Linked DNA regions of Homo sapiens: region 2 is linked to region 1. Evidence: chromatin loops called from intact Hi-C (ENCODE). Cell type or tissue: heart left ventricle. All regions are shown on one strand. Each heading gives the region's core, and the rest is flanking DNA. Links, peaks and the distances in the headings are about the cores only.

What was found. A loop is a pair of places that touch in the nucleus more often than their neighbours do. Peaks named below come from ENCODE experiments on the same cell type or tissue, not always from the same donor. Only the 100,000 strongest peaks of a DNase experiment are listed, where the experiment ranks them.
Region 2: it touches region 1 in a loop (2.0-fold over the local background); 2 of 110 quality-filtered maps call a loop at or near these places.

Annotation. Positions count from the first base shown.
Region 1 is chr12:104,404,828-104,413,179 of GRCh38, reverse strand. No RefSeq gene overlaps it. Among named protein-coding and RNA genes, the nearest start is that of CHST11, 48 kb to the left of the region's middle. RefSeq lists an enhancer at 825-884. In heart left ventricle, for the core only: no CTCF peak of the experiment used is centred there; a DNase peak (open chromatin) is centred at 4,399; H3K27ac peaks cover 553 bases.
Region 2 is chr12:104,652,541-104,659,216 of GRCh38, reverse strand. The region is part of intron 2 of CHST11 (carbohydrate sulfotransferase 11); the gene reads right to left. Among named protein-coding and RNA genes, the nearest start is that of MIR3922, 64 kb to the right of the region's middle. In heart left ventricle, for the core only: no CTCF peak of the experiment used is centred there; no DNase peak of the experiment used is centred there.

The DNA.
Region 1 (8,352 bases), core at 1,918-6,917:
GACTCTGAGGTCTGCTGGGCTCCCGGGTCCCCTCTGCGTATGGGGGGGTCAGTGTCGCCAGCTGACCCTTCTCTTAAATCTGAGACTGCAGGTGATACAACTCAACCAGTTCTCCAAATGAGAATCAGTGAGCTGAAGAATTCTTCTGTTTTCACTCAAGTTTCCCCTCAGAACTTGCGTCTCCCTAACACCTCCTGTTTCTGGTCTGAAACCTCCCTATTTAAGTCCACAGCCCTGGTCTCTTCCCCACTCCACCACCAAATCGTGCCTCCCACCATCCTCCTCGCTCCCGGTGCCCCCACCCTTCGCATGCATTCCGTCCTTCCCTTTCCACGGCCACACCCACTTTCACCTCAGGAGCCTGAAGAGCTGTCTGGTGGCTACTGGCGCCCTGTTCCCAGCTGTATTAGCCTGTTCTCATGCTGCTGATAAAGACATACCCCAGACTGGGTAATTTATAAAGGAAAGAGGTTTAATTGACTCATAGTTTCACAGGGCTGGGAAGAACCCAGGAAACTTATAATCATGGCAGAAGGGGGAAGCAAATATATCCTTCTTCACATGGCGACAGCAAGGAGAAAGGCAGAGCGAAGGCGGGAAAAGCCCCTTATAAAACCATCAGATCTTGCGAGAACACACTCAGTGTCACGAGAACAGCATGGAGGTAACCGCCCCCATGGCTCAATTACCTCACACCCAATCCCTCCCACAACACGTGGGATTATAGGAACTACTATTCAAAATGAGATTTGGGTGGGGACACAGCCAAACCATATGACTGGCCTACTTTCTCCCTCTCCCTGTCCCCACCAGCCAGACGGACACGCCTCGGTAGCCCCAATCACATCTGGTCATAGCTCCCCATCACCTCCCAGATTAAGCATCGGGTCTTCATCACCGCCTTCCTCACTGCCTATCACCTCCCACACATGCTGTGCTCAGGCTGCAGCTGATCTGTGTGACTCACTCCATTCCCCACTTTTGCTCATGATATTCCTTTTGCTGGAAATTCTCAGGAGGAGGGTCTGTTGAGTGCCTGCCATGCCAGACACCACTGAAGAGAGAGCAATGGAACGGGGTTGTGTGTTACAGGGCTTTATTCTTTACTGGAAAAGGCAGGCAGTGAACAAGTCAATCAACGCCATCATCACAGATCCCAGCAATTGCTATGAAAGTGGTAAAACAGGTTCAGCTGACCTTCCTGATCATGCGCTGTGAGTGGATTACAGATGTGCAAAATGGGGAGCCCCTGGAAGTTTCCGCTACCCCCTCTGGCTTATCCATTCAGGCCAGCAAGCCACACAGAGTACTGTTTCTGCCTCTGCCATAATGTGAAAAAGGCTTGAAAAGCATGAGTGCTGGGGAAGTCCCATGTGAAATGGGCGCCGCCAGTGGCCTGGCTGCTGCCTTGGCGTTTGAGCTGAGATGGAAGAGAAGCCCCAGGTAAGAAGGTTCAGGGAAGAGCAATCCAGGCATGGAGGCCAGCAGGTGTGGCAGAGCTGCAGGTGCAGCGAAAGCAGAAAGGAGTCCCTGGGGCTGAGCAGAGGGGTCGGGGTGGGAGATGATGCAGGAGGAGGAAGGGCCAGATCCTCCCATTCATAGTGCAGCCTACAGACCCACCTCACCTGGAACTTGCTAGAAATGCAGAAATTTGGCACCACCAGAGGACTACTGAATCAGAATTTGCATTTTATTTTATTTTATTTCATTATTATTATTATTATTTTTAGACAGAGTCTTGCTCTATTGCCCAGGCTGGAATGCACTGGTGCCATCTCGGCTCACTGCAACCTCTGCTTCTGGGGTTCAAGCAATTCTCCTGCCTCAGCCTCCCAAGTAGCTGGGATTGCAGGCACCCGACACCAGGCCCTGCTAATTTTTTATATTTTTAGTAGAGACGGGGTTTCACCATGTTGGCCAGGCTGGTTTTGGACTCCTGACCTCAAGTGATCCTCCCGCCTCAGCCTCCCAGAGTGCTAGGATTACAAGCGTGAGCCACCACACCCAGAATTTGCATTTTAGTAAGATCCCAGGCAATACATATGCACATTACAACTGTGGCCAGGACAAGGCCACATAGGGCCTTATAGGCCATGAAAAGGAATTTTAAATGATCTCTCCCTCTTTTTGAGGTCAATGCCTAGTGCTTATTCCTCTAGGAAGCCTGTCTTGATCCTTATAAGCTGTTGAAATTTACAATCTTTTAGGTGACTAATATGTACTTGGCCCTAGTTACTGAATCAAACTATTTGAGGTCCAAGAGTATGTCTTAGTCATTTTTACTTTAGTTTTTTATTTTTTGTTTGTTTTGTTTTATTTGAGACAGGGTCTCACTCTGTGGCACAGGCTAGAGTATGGTGGCACGATCACAGCTCACTGTAGCCTTGACCTTGTGGGCTCAAGCAATCCTCCCACCTCAGCCTCCTAAGTAGCTGGGACTACAAGTGCATGCCTCCACAGCCAGCTAGTTTTTCTATTTTTTACAGAGACAGGGTCTCACTATGTTGCCCAGGCTGGTCTCAAACTACTGGGCTCAAACAATCCTCCTGCCTCAGCCTCCCAAATTGTTGGGATTACAGGCATGAGCCACTATGCCTGGCCTCTTAGTCATTTTTATAATCTCCAAATCCCCTTGTAACATCTTGCTCATAGTGGGTAAATTGCCAGGAAGAAAAAAACAAAAACAGAAAATAATACAGTCATGTACTGGGATATGTCAGGTAGAGTGATACCATATTCAAATAAGACTCTGAACTCTTTGCAGGTAAAGTGACAGAATCCAACTCTACTGGCTTAAGCAAAGAAAGGGAGAACTTATCTCCCATAATGGAAAAGTGTAGGAGAATAGCTTCAGGCATGGCTGGATCCAGGTGTTCAAACTATAATATGTAATCAGGAATCTGTTTCTCTCCAGTTCTCTTATTTGCTTTCCTCCATTCTGGCTTCATCTTTAGGACCAAGTCCACGTATTGACAAAAATGGCCTCCAGCAGTTCCAGACCTATAGTGAACCAGCCTAACAACCTGGAAAAAAGAACCCTCTTTCTCAATTTTTTTTTTTTTGAGATAATCTCACTCTGTCTCCCAGGCTGGAGTGCAGTGGCGTGATCTTGGCTCATCACAACCTCTGCCTCTCAGGTTCAAGTGATACTTGTGCCTCAGCCTCCTGAGTAGCTGGGATTATAGGCAGGCGCCACCACGCCAGGCTGATTTTTGTGTTTTTAGTAGAGATGGGGTTTCACCACTTTGGCCAGACTGGTCTCAAACTCCTGACCTCAGGTGATCGACCCGCCTCAGCCTCCCAAAGTGCTGGGAGTACAGGTGTGAGCCACTGTGCCCGGCCCTCTTTCTCAATATTGAGGACTTTGGTCCTAGGCCAAAGAGGGCTCAGGAGGTAGGATTTAGCCCCACCTGAACCACATGGCCTGGGAGTTGGGGCAGGGGAGATCCCTAAAAGAAAATCTGATGCTGTTAGCAGAAAAAGGAGGAAGGATGTCGAGCAGGGAGCAAAGCCATTCACTACAGCTGGCATCAGACAGATGCTGTGCCAACATTAAAAATCAGGATGTGGAATGACATCTGTTAACCTGGGGAAAAATTCATAGAGTCTTGCTAAGTGAAAAAAGTAAGCTGCAAAACACTACTGTGAAATGACACCATTCCGAGGTATGAAAATATTATAGTGTAAGTATGCCTAGAATTAATTCTTAAGGCAATATCCCAATGCACCCTGGTGAAGTGGAAAGTTTTCTTTTTTATATTTGTTTGCAATTTTAAAATTTCTATACTGAATATCTATTGCATTTACTATTATTTAAAACACATTTTAAAATTAAGGTGTGTGTGAGGATTGATTTTATGTGTCAACATGGCTGGGCTATGGTGCCCAAATATTTGGTCAATCATTCTGGATGTTTCTGTGAAGGTGGGTATTTTTTTTTATGAGATTAACATTAAAATTGGTGGACTTTGAGTAAAGCAGATTGCCACCTATAATGTGAGTGGCCCTCATCCAATCAGTTGAAGGCCTGAATAAAACAAAGACCAACCTTCGGAGCAAGAAGGAATTCTTCCAGCCGGCTGACCTTGGACTTGAACTGCAACTTTTCACGGAGTCTCCAGCCTGCTGGCCTATCCCATCAGATTTTGGACTTATCGAGCCTCCACAATTGTGAAAGCCAATTTCTTAAAGTCTCTCTCTACACACACACACACACACACACACACACACACACACACACACACTCCCTGTTGGTTCTGTCTCTCTGGAGAGAACACTCACACAATCCAGCTCCTGCCTTCTATCAACTCCGCGAAGAAGATAACAGCAGTCAGGAAGCTTGTGTCCCAGCCCGGGGCTGTCTCTTACCAGAAGGTTGGTCCCAGGCAACTCCATTCTTCCCTGAGCCTAGCTTCCTTATCTCTAACCCCGAGGGTGACTCACTATTCCAGCCTTGACTGACTGCCAAATGGCCCAGACAGGGCCAGTGATAGTCCCACAGTGCCCGTCCTTAGTATAATTTCTCAACACTGAGCTGCCAGTCACTTATTTCTGAAGATTAGGTGCTGCCATGAGTTTCTTTACACAAGAAGTCAGTGTGGAAAAAAAAAATAGAATAAAACAACAAAATCTCCCGAGCCGAGAGACTTTTCTAGTCACTGATGAATAGATAAAAAGAAACGTCTGTTTCATCTTCATGCTTAAAACACCTGCAATATCAATACACTTCCCGATCTCATCATTAGCACTGAGAAGACTGATCCATGCTTAAACCCAACAAGACTTAGCTCCCAGAGTAAAGGGCCTTTGCCTCTTGGCTCACCTCTCTGGCTTTGTACTTTCTTTGTGCACTGAAGATCAAATGTGGCATGAAGTGAGAAACTCACTTCAAACCCCCACTCCGAATCGTTGAACAGGTTCTAAAAGCACTGGAGCTGAAAGTCCCCTCTCATGATTCCAGCCCGTGTGCACTGGACATGCCCAGAAAGGAAGCCCTGCCATTGTCTGGGATGTGTCTCATTGACGTCATCAGCAGTCTTCCTTGAGTTTCCCAATGTCCCCAACACTTCCCCTGGTGGTCAACTATCCAGGTAGTTCTCTTGTGGCTTCAGGAATGCTCAAGGTGACCCCTAGGGCCTATTGAAATAGTCCATTAATGAAAATCATTCTGTCCAGCCTATCATTCTTATGCCTCTCAGATATGGCAGCCCCTTTAGAGAACAAAAGATTTCCATGCTTCCTTCACTATGTGGAAATGAAATTTACAGATAATTTTACCTTCCTGCACACACAATTTAAAAAAAATCAATAGAATGTCCTATCTATACTATGAAGAAGGAATAAAAGTAATTTAGGATAAAAACAGACGTAATGTAGAATAAAACAATATCCATGCTGTCAATCATTCCACAGTGTTTATGAGTGTCTACCTCCAGGCAAGGGTGTCAGTGCAGAACAGCAAAGAAAACTGTCAGGAAGGGGGATACAGCATTGAGGGCGTGGGCTCCTAGCTCAGGCAAGACCTTACTGGAAGTCCTAATGAAATAATTAGATGCTTGCATCTCCTGTGTTAATGAATTCAATGAATATTTACCAAGTGTTGACTGTGAGGCAGGCACTGTTCTAGGGGACGGAAAGTCAGGAGTGAACAAACCCTTTCCCCCCCGGGTTGCCATTCCAGGCGGGGGCATAAGTTTCAATGTAAGAGGAATGAGGAGGTCAGGAGCCAGTGTCTACAAGGAAATCAAATGAGCTGCAGGTATGCAAGGACATGAGAAGAAATGTGAGAATATCATATCCTGCAGGAAATGGAGGGAGGGAGAGTCATGGGTCACCCCCAGGTCTCAAGCCCTGCTGAAATTTAGAGCAAGAATGCTTCACTGGAGCAGAGCAAGAAAAGAAATATATCTGTGTCATCTTAGAAGATACCCCAGACTTCCCAGATCTTGAGACCTTCAGAAACACAGATTAAAAGCAACCCCCAGGCATCCTCCTGCCTCCCACCTCATAGAATTGATGTTGGTTTTTCCTTCTCCCTAGAATGCTCTTTGCCCAGGAATCCTCACAAACTCTCTCCTTCACTTCATTCAAATTTATGCTCATGACACCCTTTAGGGAGGACATTCATGTCCACTATATGCAAAAGAGCTCCCACCCTCACCCCATCCCAGCCTGCCCTCCTACTCCACTCCAGTTGTCACTCACCACTCCTCAACATTGTGTTATGTATTTACCAGTTCCTTTGGTGGTTGTCTTGTCTCTCCTACTCAATCTAAATTTCACTAGAGCAGGGGCCACCTGTTTCATTCATTGCTGTCACATCAGCAATTGGGACACTGCCTGGCACACAAGAGGCCCTCAATAAATATGTGTATGTTCTGGGTACTGTGGCTCACATCTGTAATCCCAACACTTTGGGAGGCTGAGGTGGGCAGATTGCTTGAGCTCAGGAGTTCAAGACCAGCCTGGGCAACATAGCAAAACCCTATCTCTACAAAAATATAAACATTAGCCTGGTGTGGTGGTGTGCACTTATAATCTCAGCTACTTGGGAAGCTGAGATGGGAGGATCACTTGAGCCCAGGAAGTGGAGGTTACAGTGAGCCAAGATCACTGCACTTCAGCCTGGGCAACAGAGCCAGACCCTGTCTCAAATAAATAAATAAATAAATAAATATACCATAGAATTAATATCCAGTGATGTGCTAGAGCTGGCTGACTCCAGCATGAGAGAGTCAATTGCATGCCTCTGGTCCCAAATGTGTATTTCATGATGTAGGGTTGGTATCTTAAAATCTGCCATGATGGGAGTATTTACACCACAGTAATTGGCCAATGCTACATGTCAGAGCTCCTTCTCCCACTGGAAAGCTGGTTGTTATACATTTATCAGTACATCATTGGACATAAATAAACATATGCTACTGGACTATATCACCTTTGTTAAGAGACGTGGTTCCCCTACAGCTCTGAAGACAAACCATTTCAACCCCAAGTTGCTGCTTCTGTCACAGGCCTAACAAACTGGTTGAATGGCAAGAAACCCAAACACCTTATATTTATTCTCTGCACACAACGTTACTGATATTAGTGTGGAAGTGCATTCTTCGTGACACTAGAGCCATCTCAGCTAAGAGGCAACCATTTTTTTTGCCCTAGTAATTAAAAAATGGCAATTGCTAGTTATTAAAATAGGAAAGTAGATAAATAGCGATGATAATTACTGCATTTTTCTCTTCAGAGAAAACAGCAATACTGTATGTAGTCATTTTCGATAAATATAGAAAATAAGTAATTATTGCTGAAGCTATTCATTATGAATCTCTATTCGCAATCTCACTTCTGCAAACACCATTCATTGTTTAAAATAATGGTTCTAAAGGGCAAGGCAAACTTCTCATTACCGGCTGGCAGGCACCCGTGGATGGAGAGGTGGCAGGCACACGGGGCAGCTTGGCTAGTTGGTCATCTCAGTGCTGATTGTGAAAATAAGTTTGAAAAGATAATCTTATCCAACATAGAAAAAAACAAAAAGAGTGGCCGGGCGCGGTGGCTCACGCCTGTAATCCCAGTACTTTGGGAGGCCGAGGTGGGCAGATCACGAGGTCAGGAGACCAAGACCATCCTGGATAACACGGTGAAACCCCGTCTCTACTAAAAATACAAAAAAATAGCCGGGCATGGTGGCAGGCGCCTGTAGTCCCAGCTACTTGGGAGGCTGAAGCAGGAGAATGGTGTGAACCCGGGAGGCAGAGTTTGCAGTGAGCCGAGATCGCGCCACTGCACTCCAGCCTGGGCGACAGAGCAAGACTCTGTCTCAAAAAAAAAAAAAGAAAAAAACAAAAAGAGCAAAAAAGACTAGCGCATCTGTCTGTGGGCCAGCCAAGGGCGGCTGCAGGTCAGGAGCTCTAATTAAGCAAGGTGCAGTGGGTGGAGGGGAACTTGGTGTCCACTCAGCCACAGTGCTGTTTTCATGTCTAACCTTGATTGAACCAAGCTTCTCAGAAAGCCCAACCCTAATGGAAAATAAATTCTGCTGAATTCGAATGGAGCCATTAACGTCTCCCTTCTCAGGTCTTGAAACATTTATTTGCTTTAAAATACACGCACTCATCTCAGTTCTATTAGGAGTCAGAGCCAGCTTTTGCCTGGGAGCAGATTTATCTCTGCCCACACCCTCCCACCCCCTTGCTGCTCTCCTCCCCAGGCAGGGCTGAGCCGCAGCGGAGAAGGGACAGGGGCAGAGGCCAGAGCATCCCAGGGGCTTCCCTCCTCATCAGCTCATGGGAGTTGCCTTAGTACCACCCTGCGGTGCTGAGTCCTGATGGGCCCCAAGCCCCTGTCCCTCCAGGA
Region 2 (6,676 bases), core at 1,677-6,676, 250 kb before region 1:
AGTCAATGCAGAGTCTGTGATGCAGAACACAGAGCTGTGCTCTTATCCATGGCATCATCCCAGTTCTTGAGCACGGATCCAGACACATCACATGTTAGAACCCATTCCTCTGAGCCCCTCCAATGGTGCTCTTTTTTGATGGAGATCAAGTGAGAGAACGTTTTGGGAGCCCTTGGTAAGATGTGAAGGGCTTCAAGTGGAATATTACGCCTATTAAGTGAAGTAGAAGTGGTTTATAAAGTATCCTCTGCAGCCAGACTGCCTGGGTTCAAATCCCAGCTTCACCACTTACTAGCAGCGTGCCCTTGGGCAAGTTACTAAATCTCTCTGTGCCTCAGTTCCCTTGTTTATACAATGAGAACGGCAATAGAGCCTATTTCAAGGGTCATCATGAGGATTACATGAGTTAATAAAAATAAAATGCCTAGCACTTTGCTTGGCACCTAAGAAGCAACTACTAAGGAGTAGTTATCATTATTATGGAGCGAACAGGGTACAGATGCGGGGGTTATTGGATGAGAGAGTCTGGGAGGAGGAGAATGGAAGCAGAAGGTAGGAGAAAAGCCAATCATCAAGGCGCTAGGAAGTGCCAGAGTTACGGTCCCCAGGGCTACCTCCCCCTCTCCAGATAAACACCATGGAATGTAAGGTACACGCTGTCATGAATTAACTGTGTCTCTCCAAAATGCACATGCTGAGGTACTAACCCCCAGTCGTTCAGACAGTACCCTTATTTGGAGATAGTGTCTGCACAGAGGTGATCAAGTGAAAATGAGGTCCTTAGGGTGGGGTCCCAATCTAATGTGTCTGGTATCATGACAAGAGGGGGAAATTTGCACAGAGACACAAGGAGACTGCTGTGTGAACATGAAGGTGCATCTACCAGCCAAGGAGACAGGCCTGGGACAGCCCCTTCTCTCATGGCCTGAGAAGAAACCAACCCTGACCACACCTTGATCTTAGACTCCCAGCCTCCAGAAGTGTGAGAAAATAAATTGCTATTTAAGTCCCTCGGCCTCTGGTACTTTGTCATGGCAATGATTGCAGACGCTCATCCTGCCTCCTCTCCTCACCAAGAGGCACTGCAGGTTGGGGGCGGCATAGGGGGCTCTAAGCCAGCCCCCGCCCCAGTCCACACAGCATGCTTGTAAAACTCTGAGTATCCTTGGCTGGCTGGCCTCGGCGGGTCTGTTGCAGTGGAAAACTACCCAGGAAGGTGGGCTGCGTCCCTGAACACTGCTCACTCTGTTTCCCCTGCTACCTTCAAAATCCCCCTCCGTCAACTGAAGGGGAAATAAAGCGTGTCTTTATTCGGGTCCAGGCTGCCTTGGACACCCTGCTCCAGCTTGAGCCAAGGCAGACACAGATGCTTATTGAGCAAGGTTCTCCCTATGTTCCCGACACACCACACTGGAGCCTGGGGACCCTCAAGAATGCAAGTCCAGCCATCGGAGTCCAGAGCGTGAAGGTGGAAGAAGCTGTCTAGGTAGCCAGCGCCACCATCACCTGGGTATTCAAACACATGGGGCACTTGGAAAAGTACAGAGAAAATCCTTCCAAAATTCCAGCAATCTGAAACAACTACTGCTGATTTTCCAAGCTGTGAAATGGAACATGCATTATTTCTCCCATGCTCTTCAGAGAAAAAACATGGGAGCGGGGCTGGCCTGCAAATGATCTCGAGGGTTTTTTTTTTCATCTGCCAGGGAAGAAAGAAGTGCTGTGGCTCCCAGATCAATTCTCCATTCCCAACAAAGGCTGGGTGAGAGGCGTGATCCTGAAAGACTTATACTTCTCTCCATGAACGGCTGTTAAAGTTTCTAATCAATCATGTCTCTCACCCAGGAGAATTAGCTAAACATAGCAAGGCTTGTATTTTAAAACACAAATCGCTGACAATAACTTAAAATGTGCGTAAGTGGTCATTTAGGGTGAAGGATGTGAAAACCTTTAAGGTTTACTCTTTTTGTTTCGCTCCCAGAGATGAGAAGAAAGACATGCAAATAGTGGATTGAAGATGCTTGCTAAACCAGGAAATATGATTCCCCTTGACTGTTAGGTAACAGGAAAAACAAACTGGGATGGCAGCATGGGCTTGGGCTGACAGCCCGGAGCTGAGGCTGGGCTCCATTGCTTCCAAGTTTTCTGGCCTTAAGCAACTCAATTTCCCAATGCCACGCTTTCTTCATCAATTTAAAAAAAAAAAAGGATGAAGTTTGATCAGACGATGCCTGAAGGTCTTTCCCAGCATGCTGTGCCTTTGTAAGGAACACCATATCTTAGAAACATTGAAACTTCTGAAGTATGAACTAGAGGTAGGGAACTGGGACTGTCACCTCTGTAGCCTTAACACCTAGATGGGGTCATTGAAAGCTTGTTGAACAGAAAGACAGTAAACAGCAACAAAAAAAATAAGGATTTGGTCTTCCTTTCTCCTCCACTGTCTCTGGCTTTAAACCAGCAACCCCCCACTGTGGTCACGAAGATGGTTTGTGAGTGTGTATCTGTGTCTCACTGGCTGAGGACAACATCCCAACATCCCATGAGCAAAGCCGGCAGGGGCTACTTGTGCGTTAGTGAGACCAGTCGCAGTAAGTCTGGGGCTGGGAATGTCCTGCGGTGCAAATTCCACAGAGGCCAACGAAGAGTCACCGCATGCACGCTGAGCTCTGCCAGCATGCCATAGTTGGCTTCATAGGAGATGACACGAGATGATAAGACTGGATCTATGCAAAGTTACTGTGGCCACCTGAGACGGAGCCTGAGTGCTGTGCTCAGGTCAAGGCACTATCTTTAGTCTGTGAAGACAGACCCAGGGCCTCATCCCAGGCTGACCACCGCACCTCAGCAGTAGGGAGCCTGATGCATCACTTGGAAAAAAGATAGAAAATGAATGAGAAAAAAAGAGGAAAAGTGGGTGGAGGGGTGATATGCGGCTAGACTTTGATTTAATCCAAAAGAAGTGCTACAGCAGGGTTGCTAATTACCTACCCAGCATCTGGTCTTCCCTCTGTTCCTCACTCATTTGTTTGATTTGATTCGAGGTGGACACCAAATTTCCAAATCTCCCTACCAGTGGCCAACTGACATAGTTCTACGCAAAGAATTGCAATCAGAAATCTTTTACGGTTTGTTCGAAAGTCTTGCTTTCTAGGTCTAGGAACTACCCCTTTCGTCTTGCTTACCTTCCTTCTTTCTGCTGCCTGGAATCTAGACATGACGGATGGCACTATAGCAGCTATCTTGGAACCAGAGGAAAAAACTAAGAAAATCATAGAGACTTCAGCTCTGCCATTTTTGAGCTGCTGACTTAAAAGAGTAACTCCAACTTTGACTTCTTGCAACAAGAGAGAAAAACACCCTGAATTTACATAAGCAACTATACAGGGAGCGGGGCAGAAGAACTCTCTGTCACCTATACCTGAATGGGCCCACCCTGGTTTATACACGAGCACAGCACCCCTTTTGTACTCAGGGACTTTTTAACTCAAATGTGTTCCTTAGGTTCAAAATGATTACATTTCCACTCCCTTCTTTACCCACATCTCTTACCCATTGCTCGTAACACTGTTTCTCTGTTAAACTGACTCTCTGGTATATCTTTCTGAGCAACAAGGAGTGAGGCAAGGCAGCCCCACTTTTGCTAGTGAACTCTGGCCATGAAAAGCAAGGAGGCTGTCCCTTACTTCCCACCACCTTCTCCACCTCCCCAGGACTCCTGCTCCCAAAAGGAAAGTCAAATTCCTCAAACCTTTGCTGAGAAACCCCGGGATCCAGGATAAAGGGATGCTGGGGGGAGTGAGAGCAGTGGTGGAATCCATCCCTAGCTATCCTGCCGAGGCTGGAGGGGCAGAGCTGCCTTCACACTGGCATCTCACGCATCAATCAGGAAAGAATTAAAAGAAATGCTGTGAAGTGGAAAATACCTGCCCGCGCCTCCGGCGCGAAGGTCAGGGGGATTTGTACTGAGCAGCTGGAAGCCCGCTCTAGGCTCTGCGAAGTCGCTCACCCTTCCACCAAAAGCAAGGCATGCAGAAACCTTCCCCGTCAACTTGACAAAGCCCTCTGCCATTTCCATCAGCTATTACTGGACATGAATGTGCCCTCACCAACCACCACTTTCTGAGTGTTTCCCAGAATTCCATGAAGAGATAAGAGAGACACAGACAGACAGAGATCCAAGACACACATGCAAACAGCCAAAGGATGAGAGAAAGGAGAGCTACATGTGTGTTCCTTAAGTGCCAGACACAGGACCAGATGCTTCAAGTTTCTTTCATTCAGTCATTATAATGAGGATGCTATGACCACTCCTGTTCTGGAGATGGGGGAGGGGGTAGCGGCCTGGTGATGACTTCATAGCTAGGGGGATGTTGGCAGTGGAAATAAATAGAAAGCAGGGGTGGAGGGGCTCATGGTTAACTCAGTTCACTTCTGTGGGGAGGCTAGAGGTTGGCGTCTGTCTGCGTGTGACCTTGCAGCATCCAGCCTCAGCTATGAGCTGGGGTTAGCAGGTACAGTTCCTTGCTCCTGGTGAGTGGACAGGCCGAAGTCTCTGGAGCACTGGGCTGGGGGCAGGGGGTGGCATGGGGGACATTACCCCCCATAGGAATGGCAAAGCAAGCTTCCCTGCCAGGTGGACTCCTCCTCTGGACTCTCACTCTGTGCTGTGTATTACCACCATGGGGAATCCAGGGACCCCAGGAGTGACCACCCAGCAGTGCACTGCACTGTCCTCACTGCACAGCCCTCCCCCATGTTTCCACGTCCTTGGTCACTTCCTACTGTGTCCATGGGTGTCTTTCTGTGGATCTCATCATCATCCTGTTGAGACAATCAAGCAGCTTCTCACGCTCTCAGCCCTACACCTTCTTATACAACTGTCCATTATACAACTGTCCAAAGAGGACTCAATGGAAAATTTTTGGGTTCTACCAAGTACTGGGACCAGCTTGGATGATTCTGAACACCAGGGCTTATTTGTCCAAGACTCCAGTGACTGCAGGTAGCCTTGGAGCTCCCTCCCCCGACTTCCCTGGCCCTGTATTCAAAAAGCTCCCCTTACTGAAGGCAGGGCCTTGCCTTCTAGATCACCTCTGCATCCCCGGCACCTAGCACATAGGAGGTGCTCAATACTTGTGGGATGACCCTCTTCAGCCTGACACCCATACAGGGTTCCATTACATTCTGCAACTGGGAAACCAACCACATATCTACGGCTTGCTCGAGACCATGGGGCAGAGGTGGTGTCGGGGACGTTTTACTACCCTGGGAAAAGAATCTTGGCCCCCTGCAGGTGAAATAGAAGCACAGCACCCGTTTGAGGTTTTTCAGTCTAACTACTGCATCTGCAGTTCAGGAACCTAGAGCCAGATGGCCAGGGTTTGAATCCTGGTTCTGCCACTACCTGCTACATGATCTCGGGAGGTCACTTAATCTCCTCGAGCCTCCGTTCCTCACTGGAGATAATGTTAAGTTGATGGAGAAGGTTTCTGCATATAGGGTTGTTAATGATTGAATGAGATCACATAAGATGGAGACACAAATACAGACATCAGACCACTGTCAGGCACATGGTAAGGGCCCAGTAAACATGGGCTGTTGTATTATGGGGTGGCTATGATGGTGGTCCACATTTAGTTTTCACTCAGTGGGAGACGGCGTTTGTTTTCTTTCCTCTCAGGTACTCGGATTCACTCATACTGCCCCTCCATGAGTACACATTTTAGCACTAAGATAATGGGGTACTGTCTACCACGCAGTAGGTACTCAGTACTTGTTAAAGAAGGGTAAACTCTGGTGGAAGAAAGCCAAATGTCTATGAACAGATGAATGGAGAAAGAAAACGCAGTACATATATCCAGTGGAATATCATTCAACCTTACAAAGACGGAAATCCTACCATGTTACAACATGGAGGAGCCTGAGGACATTAGGTTAAGGGAAATAAGCCAGTCACAAAAGGACAGATACTATATGAATCCACTTATATGAGGTATCTAAAAGCATCAAACTCATAGAAACAGAAAGTAGAATGGTGGTTACGAGAGGCTGGCGGGCAGGAGAAATGGGGAGTTATTGTTCAAACGGTATAGAGATTCCATGTTGCAAGATGAAGCAGCTCTGGCGAGCTGTTGCACAACAGTGTGAAGGTACTGAGCTCTACAGAACTGTACACTTAAAAATGGTTACGATGGCACATTTTAGGTTATGTGTTTTTTACAATTTAAAAAAAAAGCTCACTGCCTCCCTAGATGGAACGAGTGGTCATTAGGCCCAAGGTGAAGCAGTTTGACTAAGATGTGCGTAGGGAGTGTGTAGGGAGCGTGTAGGGAGCAGAGGCCAAGCAGGGCAGCCTCCCTCTTCGCTGGCCAGGATGAGACTGTCCTGAGCAAAGCCACTGGCCCCTTGGGCCAGCTTCCACAGGCAAACAGAGGTCAGGATCGAAACCAACAAGACTCATCCATTAGCAGCTTCATTTCAACCCGGGAGCCCTGTTGGGGCTTCGGGTCTTCCCCCAAGATGAACAGGGTGGCCCTTCCTGGGCTAGGTTTGTAAATCACTTCCTCTGTCTTGGGCCTTGGGAATGTACCACTTTCCTCACCATGGCTGGGAAAGCAAACAGTAAATACAGCTGCAATAAAATAGCATCTAAACCATTCCAAATCTGAGCTCT